Linked DNA regions of Homo sapiens: region 2 is linked to region 1. The links are chromatin loops, found by intact Hi-C in ENCODE. Cell type or tissue: natural killer cell. All regions are shown on one strand.

Region 1 (4,000 bases):
TCTCACAAATACAGATCAAGTCATGGCACCGCTTAGCTGGGCAACTTCCACAGCTCCCAGTGTGCGTTTAGGGCCGTCTTCGCAGCATGACACCCTCACCTGGGCTCTGCTTATTGGGGCTGCTCCCCACCACCCAGAATTCCCCTCCCCGGGGTCTTAAGATACTAACCAGGCACCAAGTTCAACCGGTTCCTTTTTTTCATATCAGATGCAAAATATTTCCATATTTCATCACAAGCTACATCAAGCCTATTTTTGCCCTAGAGAGAAGAGGTGGTCTTGAAATGTCACTTGGATAAGCAAAAGCCCTGTCATGACAACTGGGAGCAGGGAGAACTGAGGAACATCATGGAAAGAAGAAGGGGTCTGGACTGGAAATGCCCGGCTCTCATTCCCAGCATTGCTGCTTGTGACTAGGTGACCCTGCGTGTGTCACTTAGCCTCCCTTGCCTCTGTGTCCTCCTCTGTAAAATGAACATAAGAGTATCACATTATTGTTTTGAGAATCCAAGGCCAAGCATGCGCCTTGTAAACTGTGTTTGCAGGAACAATATGAATAGTCCTGCTCCTAGTCCCGGGCTCTGGCCACTCTGCACGCTAGGGGAGAATGGGGACAGTGCCCAAGGGAACCGGGGGGACTCTCTGGACCCGGTGGCTGCCCTACCCTGCAAGGCCATCCCGTGCACTGATTCCAATGACCTTATTCCCTTAGGATGGACCAGCTCAAGGCCTCCTCCAGGACCAAGAGTCCTGAATGAAACAGCAATTACCCTTTTCTGATAAATTCTCTGGCCCCTACAACTCATAGCTCCACGGTGAACAGACAGCAGGAGAGCTGGCTGTGGGATCCCGTTGCCATGGCAACTCCTGCAGGTGTTCCTGAAAGTAATGACAAGGCCACGGGGTTGGGGTTGCTTTTCTCTCCCTTTCGGCAAGCCTGGAAGTGAGAAAGGTCACAGGGTGAGAGAGGCCTCCTAATGCCAGCAGACACAAAGGCCCCTGCCTGGGGTTACACAGCCAGTAAATGACAATGCTGAGGCTGCCATGGAATCTGCTCTTCCTCCTGACAGCAGAACTGGAGAAGATGGTGTCTTTGCTGCATAAGCCTCCCATTCCTCCTTTGCTGGGTTTCCAGTTACCTGTTCTCTAAAGGGGATTCAATCAGGGCAGCTGCGAAGCCCCAGATACCCAACTCCTCTCCGGCTCCTTCTGGTAGAAGAGCCTTCCTCCCTCAGGGCTGCAGACCCAGCCAGAGTCGGGGCCCAGGATTTAGCAGTGAAGGTGGGGCTCGACTTTCCTCACCTTTCCTCTTTCCTCTTTGGTGGCTGAGTCATGAGGATGTGGCCCCAGGGCTCCAGGTGGCCATGTGCCCTGCCACATGGAGAATGCCCTTCTGGAGGGGGAGACTGAAACCAGCAGGCACAGAAATGGGGGCGGTTGGTCAGAGAGAATCTTGGGTAGACATCTCAGTGCCCTAACCCAGTGTTTCCAGAGGCCCCCTGCACCCTGCTGTCTGTGGCTGGTTGTGAGAGTAAACAATTGCCCCTTCCAGAGTCCTCCCATTGTTGTCCTCTGTCAACAGGACCCACATTTCTCCACCTCCCATGCTACCTAAGGCTTGGTGTAGGTGGGCATCACTGCCCTTCTCTTGAGGAATCTTCCACCCCTTTGCTCTTGGGGCTTGAAAGCCTCTGCCCTTCAGAAGAGAAGAGGCATCAGAAACAAGTAGGGAGGAATCTGGGCATGCCGGTAGGGACAGGGGGCCTTCGGTTTGCACTCCCAGGATCTCCACTGAAGGTGGGAACTCTGGCTACTAAGGCCCTGCGCGTTCACCAGTTCAGATGTCTTTCATAGATTTCATCACAGCTCAGGCCTATGCTGTCCAGAGCCCAGAATGTTACCCCTGGGAGAGCTTGTCATAGAACAATCCCATGTTTGGGATAGATGAAGGTTATGAACGAGGTGTTATGATGCTGACTACTGCTCAAAAACTGCAAGCCTAGTATATACATACAAAAGAGTAGCATTCAGCCTTCAAAAGGAGGGACCAGCACGTTACAACATGGACGAAACTTGAGAACACTGCTAAGTGAAATAAGCCACACATAAAAGAAGAAATACTGTATGATTCCACTGGTTCTACTTATGTGAAATACCTAGAGTAGTCCAATTCATAGAGATGGTAGCATGGTGGTTATTAAGGGCTGGGGGGAGGAAAGAATGGGGGAGATGTTTAATGAGTGTAGAATTTCAGTTTTGCAAGAAAAAGTTCTGGAGATTGGTTGCACAGCAACGTGAATATTAATACTTAACAGTACTGAACTGTACAGTAAGAAAGGGTTAAACTGGCAAATTTTATGTTATGCATTTTTTACCAGTCATACACACACACACGCGTGCACACACACACACACACACACACACACACTGCTTGGAACAATGGAAACAGTAGGGATTTTAGTCTGAGAAACCATGGCTTCAAGTCTCAGTTCTGCCACCTACTGGCTATGCAATTTGGGGATATTGTTTCATCTCTGTGAGCCTCACAATGCTCTGTAAGATGCATTTCAAAAATCTAGCAATAAGATTATTGTGAAGATTAGCTATATTGCATGTTATGTACAAAGCAGCCACCAATCCAGACAGGATGTAAAAGGCTTTGATTATCATGCTAAGGAGCTTATCCTGTGGATCATGGAGAGCCGTTCAAGGGCTTTAAGTTGGGGATGACAAGGTTGGAGTTCTGCTTTAAAAAGATGGCTCTGGTGATTGCAGGGAGGAGATCCTGGAGTGGAGAGACGAGAGGTAAGGAGACCAGGTAGAAAATGCCAGGTTCAGATGAACACCGGGGTCTCAGGGACTCTTTCCACAGTAGTAGACAGGGCAGCTTAAGAAGGCATTCAAACAGACAGGACTTGGCCGACATACTGGGGTGGCAGGCGATGAGAGAGAGAGGCTCAAAGATGCTTGAGCAAGATCCCTACGCATGGACACACCTGTGGACGCAGCAGGGAGGCTTAAGGGACACCCCGGGGCTGGGAGGAGACACATCTTGGCTCATAGAAGAAGGAGATTTCAGACAACTAAAGCTGCTGCACCAGGAACAAGCTGCTTTGTGAGACAACCTTGGCAGAGAATGCAGGACCTGCCAGGAAACTGAGCAAGAAGTCCCAGTGTGGGCGGGGGGAGGGGGGGGGGCAGGAGGCTGGACCAGGTGATCCCCCAGGGCCCCTTCAATCCACAATCTCTGATTGCCTGCACCCCACAAGGGAATCCCCCATTGACCAATCTCTTCCTATTTTCTTTCCAGGGAGAGTTTGCAAGGATTAAATTTTGGCGCACAGATTGAGCTCAGACAGATGTTTGTTTAAGTATGGGGGAAACTGGAATTTCTACCAACTGGGTGAGGTCAGCTGGGATAAGGAAGTCTTTTTCTAAACAGGAACATCCATTCTCAGGGTGAGGATGATAAAAGTTCTATTTCAGTAAGAAGGTAACATGAAAGGGTTCAGAGAACTCTTTTGCCTAACAGATCCTGGATACATGGGGTGGATTATCCATTCTATACAAGGAGATAACTGGATGCTGCCTCTCTGGCTGTGGTCAATCCTTTATCCAAGTTCATGGTCATGGAGACTATTAGCATAGTCGAAGAAAGCCTGAATTCTCAAGGAGTGTGGAGTTGAGCAAAAGTTGGGCTTTGGAATCAGAATGATGTGAGTTCAAATCCTGACTCTCACTCTTAGGGACAACTTACGCAAGTTTATTAACCCCTCTCAATTGGTTTTCTCATATATAAGTGGGGGATACTATCTGTTTCCCTTGCTGGAGTGGTTCGTGGCTAACCGCTAAAGTCTATGAGAGACTTTGAACACATATAGGCGCTCAGTATAGTGCACCTTATCTCATTGCTAGTACTAGCAAAGAGCAAAATGTTTCCCGGTTAAAGCAAAGGTGATGTAAAAAAACGAGCTAAAATCAAATTGACCAAATGTCAGGA
Region 2 (4,000 bases), 820 kb after region 1:
GGTTCGGGAAACAGGAGTGAAGGTAAGTGTTGCTGGAGAAACTGTGAGATGCTTCTGCTGAAAGCAATCATGCCCATTGAAAGACTTGCTTACAGAGAGACACAAGAAGGGGCTTTGACCTACACTAAGTAGAGAAAAAACTCACCTTTGCATTTCCTGGGTGGTGTAGCACAGGAAAGAGTATGGGAAAGTAAAGGAAAGAATCTCTGTTTTGCCAGTGGTTTGCTGCATAACCTAGGCTGGTCACTTCCTATCTCTAAGAGTCAGGTTTTTTTGGTTGTTGTTTTTTTGTTTTGTTTTGTTTTTGAGACAGGGTCTCTATTTGTCACCCAGGCTGGCAAGCTGTGGCATGATCTTAGCTCACTGTGAACTCTGCCTCCCAGGTTTAAGTGATTCTGCTGCCTCAGCCTCCCAGTAGGTGAGATTACAGGCGCCCACCACCACGCCAGGCTGATTTTTGTATTTTTAGTAGAGACAGAGTTTCACCATGTTGGCCAGGCTGGTCACGAACTCCTGACCTCAGGTGATCCACCTACCTTGGCCTCCCAAAATGTTGGGATTACAGGCATGAGCCACCGTGCCTGGCCCTGAGCATCTGTTTTTACATCTTCAGTATATCGAGATGTTGCAGTCTCTGATGTCCCTTAGAAATAGAGTCAAAACTTTAAAAGTTTGGAGTAGCCCTTTGTTGCTCAGCCTGCTGCATTTGTGTCTCCTCAGGGCCCTGGAGCCTCTCATGAACCTGCCATTAGCCAGTTACTGAGTGCTCACTGTCACATGTAGTGGCAGAGTTAAGCTGAGCATGGCGAGGTGGAAGGGACATTCATTCTGCTGCATTCACAGGGGATGGGTTTCAGTTGTTCTAGCCACTAACTGTATGTGTCACTTTAGGGGAAGCTAAGAAAACTCCCTGAGACTCAAGTTTCCACATTTGTCAAATGGAGATAATAAGACTTTGCTTTATCTTGATCTGCATCTTGAATCTTCTTGCTATTTTGGTCCCAGCTGGTTGGCAGATCTGAAACTTCGGTCCTCCTGCCTGGCAGGCCTGTTATCTCTTTTCACCATTGTCATATCTCATAAGATGTCCTGACTCCTGGCAACATTTTGTCCATCTTGACCTGTCTTTAGTTGTTTTGAAAATGATATAACTGCCAAGACTCCCCTCTCCCACCCCTTTTTGGTGTTCCTATAACCTTCCAGATGTTGGGCGAGGCAATTTATATAAAGGTCTGAAAGATTGCTTGGAATTTTTCCATTTGACAGATAAGAAAACCATATTTCAAAGAAATTCAATCGCTTTCCTTAGGAAGATGTCTTGACTTGAAAGCCTGAGCTCTTTCCACTATTCTTCACTGTTTCAACCAAGCTGGAGAAAAACTGTGACCATTACATTGTGTTTTAGCCCCACACAGAGCAACAGTTCCACAGGCAGGCTTTGTTTAGCGCCGTCGAGATGGGCCTGGAAGAGTTGCAAATGCATTTTTAAAGTAAATCAAATCCTATTTTTAGTACCCTAAGGGAGCACATTCTGTAAAGGAAGAGTCTCTAGTAAATCCTTCCATGAAGTGAGTATTTTTTTCCCTACAAGTTTAACAATATCTGTCTAATTCATCTGCTTTCTAGACTGGGACTCTTATGCACATTTTTTTTTTTTTCTCTCAAATGGAGTCCTGCAGGTATTTGTCCAACATTTGGTCTTTATTCTTCATAAAATGATAGCAGGAATGATGCTTTGAAGGATTTAAACAAGTACATAATATTGCAATTTTACAACTGAAGGTAAGTTCGTGTTGAAATAATGTAAACGTTGTATTCAAGACTATTTATGCTCTCGGAAAGCTTCTCTTTCTAGCCATATTTTCTACCTTGCTTAACATACCTTCTGTTTCAGGCATCATGTTCCGTATTCTCTTCCAAAAGGTCCCTCCTCTCTGCACCTGTGCTCACTGGGATTTCTTCCCTTTGAATTCTCCTGATTTCCACACCACCTCTTCAATGTAGTGGGCACACTCACACACACACCCCTCTCATTCACACATACTCCTAACACACAACAGTGCCCAAGTCCTACAGATCTGCAGCGTTCAATATAGTAGCCAGTAGCCACATTTGGCTATTCAAAGTTAGTTAAAGTTAAATAAAATATCAATCAATGAATAGATAAACAAAATGTGGTAAATACATCAATAGATTATTATTCAGCCTCAGAAAGGAAGGACATTTGAATACTACAAGCAGATGAACCTTGAAAACGGCTTAATAAGTAAAATAAGACAGACTCAAAGGGACAAATACTGTGTGATTTCACTTATATGAGCTACCTAGAATAGGCAAACTCATATACACAAAGAGAGAGAGAAAGTAGACCAGCGTTTCCAGGGTCTGGGGGTAGGAGGAATGGGAAGTTGTTTAATGACAAGCTTGTCCAACCCGAGGCCCAGGACAGCTTTGAATGTGGCCCAACACAAATTTGTTAGCTTTCTTCAAACATTATGAGATTTTTTTTTAAAAGCTCATCAGCTATCATTAGTGTTAGTGTATTTTATGTGTGGCCCAAGACAATTCCTCTCCCAATGTGCCCAGGGAAGCCACAAGATTGAACACCCCTATAAATGGGTACAAAGTTTCAATTTGGGATGTCGAAAACATTCTAGAAATGGGTAATGGTGATGGTTGCGCAACTTTGTGGGTATACTTAATGCCAATGAATTGTACACTTAAAGATGGTTAAAATGGTAAATTTTATGTTACGCATATTTTACCACAAAAAAATTTAAAAAATTAAATAAAAGATACAATTCAGTTCTTCAGTCACACTAGCTACATTTCAAATGTTCAACAGCCACATCTGACTAATGGCCAGCAAATTGTTCAGAGCAGATAGAGACCTTCTCCATCATTGTGGAAGGTTCTAGAGGACAAAGCTGTCCTGATTCTTCTGGGCCCACTGATGTTTTGTTCCTCAAAGCTCCAATGAGCAGTGATTACTCCCTGCTCGGAATTCTTGTAATTATTCGTTCTGAGGCCTTTCAAGGTCTTATTGTATTCTGCATTGTATTTCAAGCTAATATGTGGTCAGCTGATTTCCTGACAAAATTGTAAGTGGGTGGAGGGCAGGGAAGAAGTTTCCAGTTTCTAGGTGTGCTCATCCTGCCCCACCCTCCAGTGTTTTGCAGACTAATCAGCGCGAATCAAACAGGTATCTGTGTATGAATGGATGAGACAAGAAGACCTGACAACAAACATTTCCTGCTATGGTCTTATCTGGGAGTGTTACCCCATCTGATGTATTTCAGAAGCCACTCGAAGAAGACATAGTTGTCTTCCATGTCTAAATTCCTCTCACAACTCTTGGGGCATAAATTAGCTGTCTTCTGTGAGCTCCTTTGGGACTGAAAGGCATGCTCCCTGGGAACTTTTGTAAATTAGATAGAAATTTGTCCTATGGATGTGTGAAGTCACTTCTCAGCTAATCATTGAAGGGAGCTGCCAAAGCCTTTCTTTCAAAAACAAATGGCAAAGTTGCTCTGTTTTTCATAACACAAACCCTTTTGCAACAAATAGAGTCCTCTTCTGGTCATTATCTTGTCATTAGAACCTCTGGCTAGATTTATTTCCCTATAAAATAAACCTAAGACCTTATTCATAAAGAAGAAAATGCAAACACGAGCTTGACCACTATCAAAGAGACCCAGTGTAAAAAGAGCTTTCTTTTGCCTCTTGAGTTCGATGATGAGATCTTGTGGCCAGACAACATTTTTTGACTGGTAAGAGCAGAAACTACCCTCCTGAGTTACTGTTTAGTGAATGAGGGCCTTTGTTTCCCACAGAAGAATTAAAAACCTATGGGGCTCCCCCGTGCAAACAGGAGTACGTTTCACACAGCGATGTTGGGATTAAATGCCTGTACCATGAAACAAGCCAGAACAATGCCTACTCACGTTTTAATCATTCACCTGGCATTCCACGGGAGGCAGTTTCACCTAAAACTAGATTA

Evidence for each region. A loop is a pair of places that touch in the nucleus more often than their neighbours do. Peaks named below come from ENCODE experiments on the same cell type or tissue, not always from the same donor. Only the 100,000 strongest peaks of a DNase experiment are listed, where the experiment ranks them.
Region 2: a loop joins it to region 1, with 5 times the contacts of the local background. A loop is called at or near these places in 1 of 110 quality-filtered maps.

The regions. Positions count from the first base shown.
Region 1 is chr2:15,157,405-15,161,404 of GRCh38, forward strand. It overlaps a transcript of NBAS not described here. Among named protein-coding and RNA genes, the nearest start is that of NBAS, 400 kb to the right of the region's middle. In natural killer cell, no CTCF peak of the experiment used is centred here; a DNase peak (open chromatin) is centred at 2,497.
Region 2 is chr2:15,972,720-15,976,719 of GRCh38, forward strand. No RefSeq gene overlaps it. Among named protein-coding and RNA genes, the nearest start is that of MYCNOS, 33 kb to the left of the region's middle. In natural killer cell, no CTCF peak of the experiment used is centred here; no DNase peak of the experiment used is centred here.